Regions from separate parts of the Homo sapiens genome. Here region 1 is linked to region 2. Evidence: chromatin contacts called from ENCODE Hi-C or POLR2A ChIA-PET data. All regions are on one chromosome and are shown on one strand. The core of a region is the stretch at or near the end of the contact, and the rest is flanking DNA. Distances in the headings are between cores, read along the strand shown.

What was found. Hi-C counts contacts between places; a loop is a spot of excess contacts on that map. ChIA-PET counts read pairs that join two places held with the same protein, here RNA polymerase II (POLR2A). Pooled maps may share reads with other maps.
Region 1: a map of chondrocyte shows a loop between it and region 2 (2.8-fold over the local background). The contact joins two enhancer-like sites. A Hi-C loop is called at or near these places in 3 of 168 maps with a recorded cell type or tissue (chondrocyte and naive thymus-derived CD4-positive, alpha-beta T cell) and 6 of 50 pooled maps. POLR2A ChIA-PET finds 5 or more read pairs at or near these places in 1 of 52 experiments (HCT116).

The regions. Positions count from the first base shown.
Region 1 is chr9:96,059,767-96,064,611 of GRCh38, reverse strand. No RefSeq gene overlaps it. Among named protein-coding and RNA genes, the nearest start is that of LINC00092, 40 kb to the right of the region's middle. Within about 2 kb of position 3,236, at least 9 of the 41 ENCODE cell types and tissues checked have a DNase peak (open chromatin) inside an H3K27ac peak, as active enhancers do.
Region 2 is chr9:96,008,045-96,012,813 of GRCh38, reverse strand. It overlaps ERCC6L2 (ERCC excision repair 6 like 2), which reads right to left. Exons shown (of 19, transcript NM_020207.7): 19 at 1-589. Among named protein-coding and RNA genes, the nearest start is that of LINC00092, 11 kb to the left of the region's middle. Within about 2 kb of position 2,938, at least 5 of the 41 ENCODE cell types and tissues checked have a DNase peak (open chromatin) inside an H3K27ac peak, as active enhancers do.

The DNA of each region.
Region 1 (4,845 bases), core at 1,987-4,486, 52 kb before region 2:
TGTGATGTGACTGTGCCACGACTTCCATCAGGAGGTGGAATCTGTTTTCCTTCCTCTTAAATTAGGGCATGACATGTGGCTTGCTTTGACCAACAGACTGCATCAGAGGTGGGGTTATGTGATCTCCAAGGCTTGACCGCCAAGTGGACCTTTCAGCCCAGCTGACCCTCCAGCTGAATGCAGCCATGTGAGCGAGCCCAGGTGAACCAGTGGAGAAACCAACATTCAGAATCAAGAGCGATAATCGATTGTCGTCATTTTAAGTCTCTAGGCGTTGAGGTGGTTTCTCTCATAGCAGTAGAGAAGTGATACATCCAGCAGTCACTCTGGCCTGGGAGAATGGGCATGTCAGTTGCACAATGTGACTCTAACTGGCTAAAGCCCTGGGTGTCATGAGTGCTGGTGCAGCAAAGCTCCCTTGCTGGAAGGAGGGCTCTGGGTTTTCGCACAGTGAGCCCAGAGCCACACGGCTCTGCATTCACTCTTCCAGGCCCACTAGTGCTCTTGCTTCGGGTGAAACAGATCCAGGTTTAATTACTAGTAGTAGCCAAAAACACAGGCTATGTCATATTTCCAAATCTGGAGTTATTGTATACAGCCAGGGTGTTTAGAATTGTCACAGGCTTTATACCTTTTTTCCCAGTTACACCAGTTAGTCCAAGGAAGGCCTTTCTAATACTTTGCTGTTCCTCCCCCTAGGTATTGCTGGGGAGTCACGGGAGTTCAGAGCTGCAAGGCAGTAAGATACAATAGAGTAAAACTCATTTTACAAGAGAGAGGGAGCGTCTTGGATGACTTGAGACTCAGAGTTGGTGGGATGTGGAGTTGTGTGTTGGTTCCCAGGGGGCCTCTGTGTGCTCCGGGCAGACAGAACCATCTTAATTGTGACTAAGTTCTCAGGGTCACATAAACTGGAGTCCAGTCGTCTGGCCTGAATTTCCTAAGACCCCACTCAAAAGAACTTAAGCCACAAGTGAGATTCAAAAATGTCCGAAGGACTTGGGACCCTCTGGGAAATGGGAGTGCAGAGAATCCCCTGAGTAGGAAACTTCCCCAGGTAAGGAAGGCCTTCAGCACACTGGGTGGGTGGGACACTGGTGTGCCGTGAGAAGAGAGTGGCACACCCAGGCAAAGATATCTCCTTTACAGCTCCCTGAAGACACCAAGCCTTCCTCACCAGGGAGCCTCACTCTCATGGGGGCTGGGGAGATAAAATGGGATAAAATACAGCATCCGGGCTCCAAGCACAGGGCCGTGGGAAGAGGCATGTTCCCGGCCATGGGGAGATGGGCAGTGATGGCAGGCAGAGACAGAACTGGCTCTCCTGGGGGTCAAGGGAGTCAGGGACCAAGGGCAGGTGGCTGAGGCATGGAGCTCACTGTGAGTGGCACCTGCATGGAGAAACTGGGCCATGACACTGAACTGCTTGTGTAGAGCTTGAGCAGTGGGGCCCTGACTTCAGTGTAGACTAGTGGGGTAAACACAGACAGGTGGGTGGTCAGATGAGGAGGCCACACACAGCAGAGGGATTATGGGATTATTTATTGATATATGTGCACGCACACAGAGATGTATACTGTATTCACACACACACACACACACACACACACACACATTCACACACACACATACTCAGGATTCCAGGAGACACAGTAAGAGAGGGCTGATGCGCCACCTCAGGGCAGGTGGGGATTCCAATCGAATTGTTCCAGTGACTCTGCTTGGGACCTGTGAACTGAAAGGTCACAGGGGATATTTGGAGAACTCATAGATGAAGGCATTAGGACTCAGAGAGGTGAAGTGACTTATCAACAAGAGGTTTGCAGGCCATAGGAGGTCGAGACTGCAGCCGGCTGTGATCGCACCACTGCACGCCAGCCTGGGTGACAAAGCCAGACCCTGTCTCAAAAAAAAAAAAAAAAAAAGAAAGAAAGAAAGAAAGAAAGAAAGAAAAAAGAGGCTTGCAGGCCAAATCTGGCCCACTGCCTGTTTTTGTAGGTAAAGTTACAGTGGGATGCAGCCGCACCATTTGTCATAACAGCATTGTCAGGAGAAGGGTAGCACCTCGCTCCATTGTGACCTTTGTTCCTGAGGTAGTGTTCCTTGCCCCTTCTACCAGGATCACAGAATAAGGGCAAGGGTGAAGCCCAGTGATGGTTCTGAGTAGATGTCATCGAAATAAGGGAGACTTGGAGCAAAGGGTTTTAGAGACTGTGTATCTTATAGCACCCAAGGCCGAGGACTTCACGAGGGCAGACTTAGGCCCTCACACTGAAACAATGGCTTGGCATGGAGTCAGTACAAAAGCATGGCTTCTGTGGGTTCCCTAAACAAGCATGTTTTAAGTTAACTCATTTCCAGTAATAACGTGCAACAACTTCAACTTTTGCTGATGCAAGCTTTTCTGGTGGAGGGAGGGGGAAGTGACATAATGAACATAAGAAACTTACAAAAAGCTTCTAGAGAAGATACGATCCAATCTTTGGCAACACTGATTGGATCCAGAGCTTTGTAAAACCAAAAGCACCAGAACTCTCTCTACCTCTATCCATCACAAATATGCAAGACAGGGGAGCAAGAAAGATTTAAAGAGAGGAGATGAGGAGGGAAAACAGTGAAACAAACCAAATGGCTTCATAATCTTGCAACAGCTGCTTCAGAACCTCTAGGAGTTGACAGTCCCCAGAAGCCCAGTGACCAGTCACCCAAGCACATCCTGGAAGGCAGGGACGGCCCAGGAGCAAATGGAGGGGGAAGTGCTGAGCTAGGCAATGGCATCTGCACCCAGGAGGCTAGCGGCCATGCTGCAGCTACACACAGGGCTACGTCTGCTTCCCTGAGGCTGCAGCAGAATGAGATGTGGCTGGCTGTGCTGATTTGCAAAGCCAACGCAGCTATGCTCTTTCTTCACTAGCCACCAGCAGCCTCACAGGGACTGGGGTCCAGTCTCCCTCCCTCTTTTCCTTCCTTTCTTCATCCTCCAAGAAAGCAAATGGTGAGTCATAAGAAAGGACTCTGTAACTTCAGATAGATCATTTCAGCGGGCATCAGCACGCCCGTCTGAGAGAAGTGTGGATAAGAATAAGGAACTTCCAAACTTTTCTTTTAAACCAACCAATGCCATTTTTCAAATGAAATATTCATCAAGGCAAAGGGGAAACATTGTGGTTGAGGGACCAGGAGGGGGAGCAAGGAGCCTACTCGGGTGGCTGTGACAAAGCACCACAAACAACAGAAGTTCTCTGTCTCCCAGTCTGGAGGCGAGAGCCACAGGATCCAGCATCATCAGGGCTGTTCCTCGTGAGGCCATGAGGGAAGATCTCTCCCCTTTGCTTGTAGATGGCCATCTTCTCCCTTCACATGGCATTCCTTGTAAGCATATCTCTGTGTCCACCTTTCCCCTTTTCACAAGGACACTGGTCACACTGGATGAGGGCCCACCCTAGTGAGCTTGCCTTCACTTGATGACCTCTGTAAAGCCTCTGTCTCCAAAGATGGTCACATTCCGAGTACCTCAGGGTTAAGACTTCAACTTAGGAAACCTGAGGGCACACAATTCAACCCATAACAGAGCCTTTCCTGCTCGGATCCATCCCCTCTGATGGGGGCTTGTAGGACAAAACCATGGAAATGTTCCTGAGCTGTAAAATGGCCAACAGAAAGATGGCAGACAGGCTGGAAAGGGGGAGAAACACAGAGATACAGCCACATGTTGATGCCCAGGGAAGGAGCACCTTTAAAAGGCACCACACCCTTAGGGGCAAGGGCAGGGCTTGGGCTGGGGACTGACTGTGGCAGTTTGTTTGTTGGAAGAATGAGTGACACTAAAGGTACCATCTTCAAGCAACAGTAATCAAAACAGCGTGTCCCTACCATAAAGATAAACTTACAAATCAGCGAAATAGAATTGAGAGGTCAGAAACATACCCTATGTTCTCTCTCTTAGACAGATAGATAGATAGATAGATAAATAGATAGATAGATAGATGCTAGAAAGATGACAGATACATAGATGATAGATATAGATAGATAGATGCTAGAAAGATGACAGATACATAGATGATAGAGATAGATAGATAGATAGATGATAGATAGATAGATAGATAGATAGATAGATAGATAGATAGATAGATAGATGCTAGAAAGATGACAGATACAGGCTGGACACAGTGGCTCACGCCTGTAATCCCAGCACTTTGGGAGGCTGAGGCAGGTGGATCACGAGGTCAGGAGATTGAGACCATCCTGACTAACATGGTGAAACCCTGTCTCTACTAAAAATACAAAATATCAGCCAGGCATGGTGGCACATGCCTGTAATCCCAGCTACTCGTGAGGCTGAGGCAGGAGAATCGCTTGAACCCGGGAGGCAGAGGTTGCAGTGAGCCGAGATCGTGCCACTGCACTCCAGCCTGGGTGACAGAGTGAGACACCATCTAAAAAAAAAAAAAAAAAAAAAAAAAAACCAGAAAAAAAGAAAGATGACAGATACATAGATGATAGATATAAATAGATAGATAACAGAGAGAGTGATATAGCAAATGCGGCAAAATGTTAACAATGGGTGAACCTGGGTGAAGGTTATATTGGTGTTCTTTGTATTAATACTATTTCTGCAAATTTTCTGTAATGTCTGTACATTTGAGCTATAAAAAAAAAAGAATACACGTGGTCTAATATTACTTGTCAGCCTGGGTACAAGGCTCACGTCATCCAAAAATCCAGACCTGGGGACTCCGGCTGGGGAGCAGGAGTGTGTCTCCACTCAAAGGGGTACCTGTTTAAGCAGCTTTTGTGTTCTCACTTACGAAGGGCCAGTCTGCTCATTTAATATTGAAACCTCAG
Region 2 (4,769 bases), core at 1,689-4,188:
TTCCAATTTGAGAAGGGGTTCTTTTCTTGAAATGCCCGTTCTTGTGAGGTCCTGTTGGTCTTTCATGGTATTTTCTAACCTTCTCTCACGTGTTTCAGACTCACTGTTCAGAGAACGGGATGTCACAGTATCTTCGGATGCCTGGCTGTTTTTCCCACTGTCAATCTCTTGAGTAGAACTAACAGGTGATTTCTTAGTTTCTGCATCATTAAAAAACACCTCTTCTCTATAGGAAATATGATTCTGAAACTTAACTGATTTTCTTTTATATGTTTTTAGGCTGCAAACTTGAGAAATTTTGTTGGTAGAATCTTTAAATGACAAGGTTTCAGAATCTGACAGCCTTGGTTTTATAAGAGATTCTCTTTTATCAGATTTCTTCCGGGTGCGCTGCTCTCCTTTCTCAAAGGAAGAATTGTTGAATTGTGACACAGAATCCACAAAAAATTCTTTTACCTCTGGATATTGAGAAGCATAAAAGTCTCTTAGCATTTTCTGTCGTTCTTCTGATGTGGCATTGGTTATATGTTTAGCAAATTCGTTTACAGAAGACGAGTTAAAATAAGAGGCCATTTCTTCAAATTGTTTTCTAAAGATTAAATGAACAAAACTAGTGGTTATTTTCATTACATTTTATTTTGAAAGAACTCATCACCAGTAAGAGGAAATGTAGAGTCCACAGAAGGTAATCTTGTTCCTTTAGCATACGTCTGCTGAATTCCACAATGAAAACGCATTTTATCCTAGTAGAGTGAGGCCTCTACCCTTATGCTACTGAGAAAAGTATTTTAGCTCACAAAATCACCAGCTTTGTAAGTTATTTTGATTTATGCTATTATATTAGGTATTTCCTGGGAATTATGGAGGCCCAGCATGCTACTCCTCCTTTGAGCCAATTTATGACTGACATGAGGATCATGATTTATAGACTCTGTACTTGAAAATCTATATTGTATTCAAGTCTCATGAAATGAAATTGTCAAAGAATCTTAACGAAAAGAGCAAATTCTGAAAAATTAAGAAAGACATTTTTTTCCCTTCCCTCTCCTTTTCCCCTTCTTTTACAAATACAACATAGAAATCGCACAAGACTTTTTGATGAGCCCAAAGGAAAGTTCTAAACTGATAAACCTAGACTATTTTTTCCCCAGTTGGCATGGACACCTAAGCTAAGGAGTGAGATGCTATTAGAAGAAATGTGTTGTATTCTTAGTGTAAGATACTAATAAAAGCTGTTGTATGCATGTATGAGGAAATGGGCCTTCAAGAACCTTGGTAAGATAGAGGCAGAAAGATTTAGGGACCTGGGCAATGAGCCCTGCTCCTTTCCCTAAATGAGGGTGCCATGGACTAAACTGTGCCCCTCCCCCAAATCATGCAGAAGCCCCCTAACCCAGGACGTAACAGTATTTGGAGTTAGAGCCTTCAGGAGGTAATTAAGGTTAAATGAAGTCATACGGGTGGGACCCTGATCCAACAGGATTAGTGTCCTTAGAAGAGATGCCAGAGAACCCACACAGTTTCTTTCTCTTCTGTCTCTTCCTCTCTGCCATGTAAGGATACAGGGAGATGGTGGCCACCTGCCAGCCAGGAAGAGGGCCCTCACCAGAAACTGAATCAGCTAACTTCTTGTTGTTGGCCATCCAGCCTCCAGAACTGTGGACACGAATTTCTGTTGTTTAAGCCACCCAGTCTATAGTATTTTGTTATGGCAATCCAAGCAGACTAAGACAATGGGTATTGCTTTGCTGATGATGAGTTTGGGCCATGAGATAGAACAGCTCAATGTTTATAAATACTCCTTTGAACAAAAGTCATAGATAGTGAGTGCAGCAGCACTTGATTAAAAGTCCTAAAGTTTTAGAAATTATATTTTACACCATAGTTCCTTAAAACATTCATTTATTTATTCACTTAACAAATATTTATAGAGCCTGTTATGTGCTAAGCACTATAGCAGGAACTATATAACAGCAAATAAGACTCCGTTTCCTATCTTCAAGGAGTTTACAGTTTACTTGGGCTAGACAAATGCATGAAAATCAAAGTAGAATAGAGTGATAAACCCATAATGTAAATTTACCATGAGGTAAATATGGGGCACTACTGGCATTCATAGAAAGGGAACCTAGGTCAGTGATTGGTGGTAGGCAAGGTGGATAGAAAGGGTGTCTCTTCCTGACAAGTCAGTCAGGTAATGATGAGTGAGGAAGTCTCCCAGGGGGAGAGGGTGCATGTACAGGCTCAGGTCCAAGATGACCTGGTTCACAGAGGGGCAGGAGAAACTGCAAGGAAGAGGCTAAAAATCATAGGGGGTCCGTAGGCCAAGTTTAGAAGTTTGAATTTTATCCTATGCAAAACAGAGAATCCTTAGCATTAAAAAAATTACTTTTAATGTATGTTAGTAGGAGCTTCAATGCCACTTTTCTTTCTGCCACGTAGACCAGGTTACATAGTTTGTGTTTCCTTTGCTTTTAGGGGCAGACCATAAAGCACACTCACAACTTTCTTTTGTGGCTTCAGATGGGCCTGTGGCTTCTAGTCCTCACTACACTGTCTTGTTAACTTCCCGAAATCCAGATACTATACATGCTTGATCAACAGCCACTTTCATCTCCAACAGAATATTTAGTAACACATACACATGACTCCAACTTTCTGTCCTGGAAATTGCCAATGTTCTTGTTGGAAAGTAACAAGCATGTTCTTAAGAGGTTCCAGTTTTCACTTCACATGAAGTAATGAGATATTATTCTGTCTATTTTTCATCTTCAAATCCATTTTCATGGCCCTTCTATTAAATATTTGTGTTTGTAAAGATTAAGTGATTGGCAAGGTTACAAGCTGATGTCTTTTATTTATCCAAGGCTTGGTGGTGTCTCAGCAACTGCCAAAGTAACTTCACCTCTGCTGTGCTGAAACCACGACCTCACCCGTGACCCTGTGAGCTGTCACCTCTGGGAGGAGAGCTGCTTCTAACCTCATTTTATCTGAGTAGTCTGCAAGTACACTATGCCACATGGTTGCTGCTTACAGGATAAGCTATAATTATCATTCACTTTATTTCTGCCTTTTAACTGGCTTTCCTAATTCTGGGCCTTCAGAATTTTCTCTAAGAATTTAAGGAACTGCAGGGTACAAACAGGGGGCATAAGCCAGCCAGTTTGTGAAGAAAAGTTAGTTAACTAGAGTAGACTTCCATAACCCACTTAGGGAAAGGGGGAAAAAAAGAAACCAAAGATATGTATCTTTCAGCAAGTGTATCAAAAGCAGTTATGTATCATGGATACAATTCAAAATCCTCTCTCTTTCTGGAGGAAGGGAGGTGGAACACACCTAAATTCATCTTCTGTCTGCCTAAGCTTCCGGAAGGAGAGGAGGACTGAACACTTCATTCAGATGATCATGTGACTGCAGTAGAGGGAGGTGCAGTCTTGATTCTGATTGACTAGGACAGTTAATGGAAAAGAGGGTGGTAAAATGTACATGGTTGGACAGTTTTACTTCTACATCCCTAATTGGTAACCAAAGCCAATAAGGCACATAGTGATTGAAACACTTGAACATGCCACTAGAACTCAACGAAGCTGACGAGTCTGTCATCGCTCTGCCCACGGCTCAAGATGCGTATGCAGCATGCTGTACAGCATTGTGTCCATTCCAAAAGCAAACTCCCCGACCACAGCAGGTGCTGTATCAGTCACTTTCACAATGCTGATTGCAACATCTGATCTGGTGCCGGAGCTGAAGGATTTCATCAGGCTGGACAGATCAATTGTTGGAGAGAAAGGCAAAATAAAAATAGCACCATGGTGCATACCTGACTGGAAAAATGGGTAATGTTACCACCAAGTGCAAGGCTGTGAAGGCTGCTTTCTCGCTTATCTATAATGCTGTGTGCAAACCCAGCTGTAACCTGATGCAGCAGATAAACAAAAGATTCAGTGCTCTACTCTCAGCTGTCAAGCCAGGAGGCACCACAACCTCTGTCAAACTCAACCCAGCATGTGACTTCAACGAAGCCGCAGCATGACTAGCTAGCAAGGGTCTTGACATCAAGATAACACGATTACTCTTTCAACTTGGTACCGACCCTAACCTTGGGGTCACTGGGTGTGCCTTCATAAGTCAGTTTAAGCTCATCACAACCTTTTCTGAAATGACCTCATATGTTATAATGTGAAGTTTCATTGAGGAAGGATTCAATCATGCCTCACTGCTCCCTGGTGCAGGTTGTGACATAATGAAATTCATGAGCATTGAAGGACGACTCATTGAGAAACATGGGGAAGAACTTCCATTTCTTAGTCTTCTGACTCAGAGGGCACAAAGAATTAACACCTGCAAAGTTCCCTAATCTCTGTAAGGTCACAAATACATGGAAAAGAAAGCTAGATAATTCACTCAGAGACTACCAGTCAACAAAGGAGTCCCCCTCCAAACTTACTGATCATGAGGTTGAAGAGGCAGCTTCAAAACCACCTTTTAAGAAGGCACTGGTGAGCAAAGAAGATGAAAAAGGACTATAAGCAGCATACAATATATCTAGGGAAGATATTAAAGTTGCACTGACATTGAAGCCCAGAACAGAACAAACCAGTGTCCCAACATGGCTCTTGGAGGCGATCGAGAACAGAGAACGCATGCAAACTTAGGGAAAAAAAGGTATATGGTCAGTCTCCTGGCAAAATATTTGCCCAAAGTGAAAAGGCACACTCTGCAAAAATCCTTGTTGCCGATCTGTTCTGTGGGTAGGTACACTGTGTGGC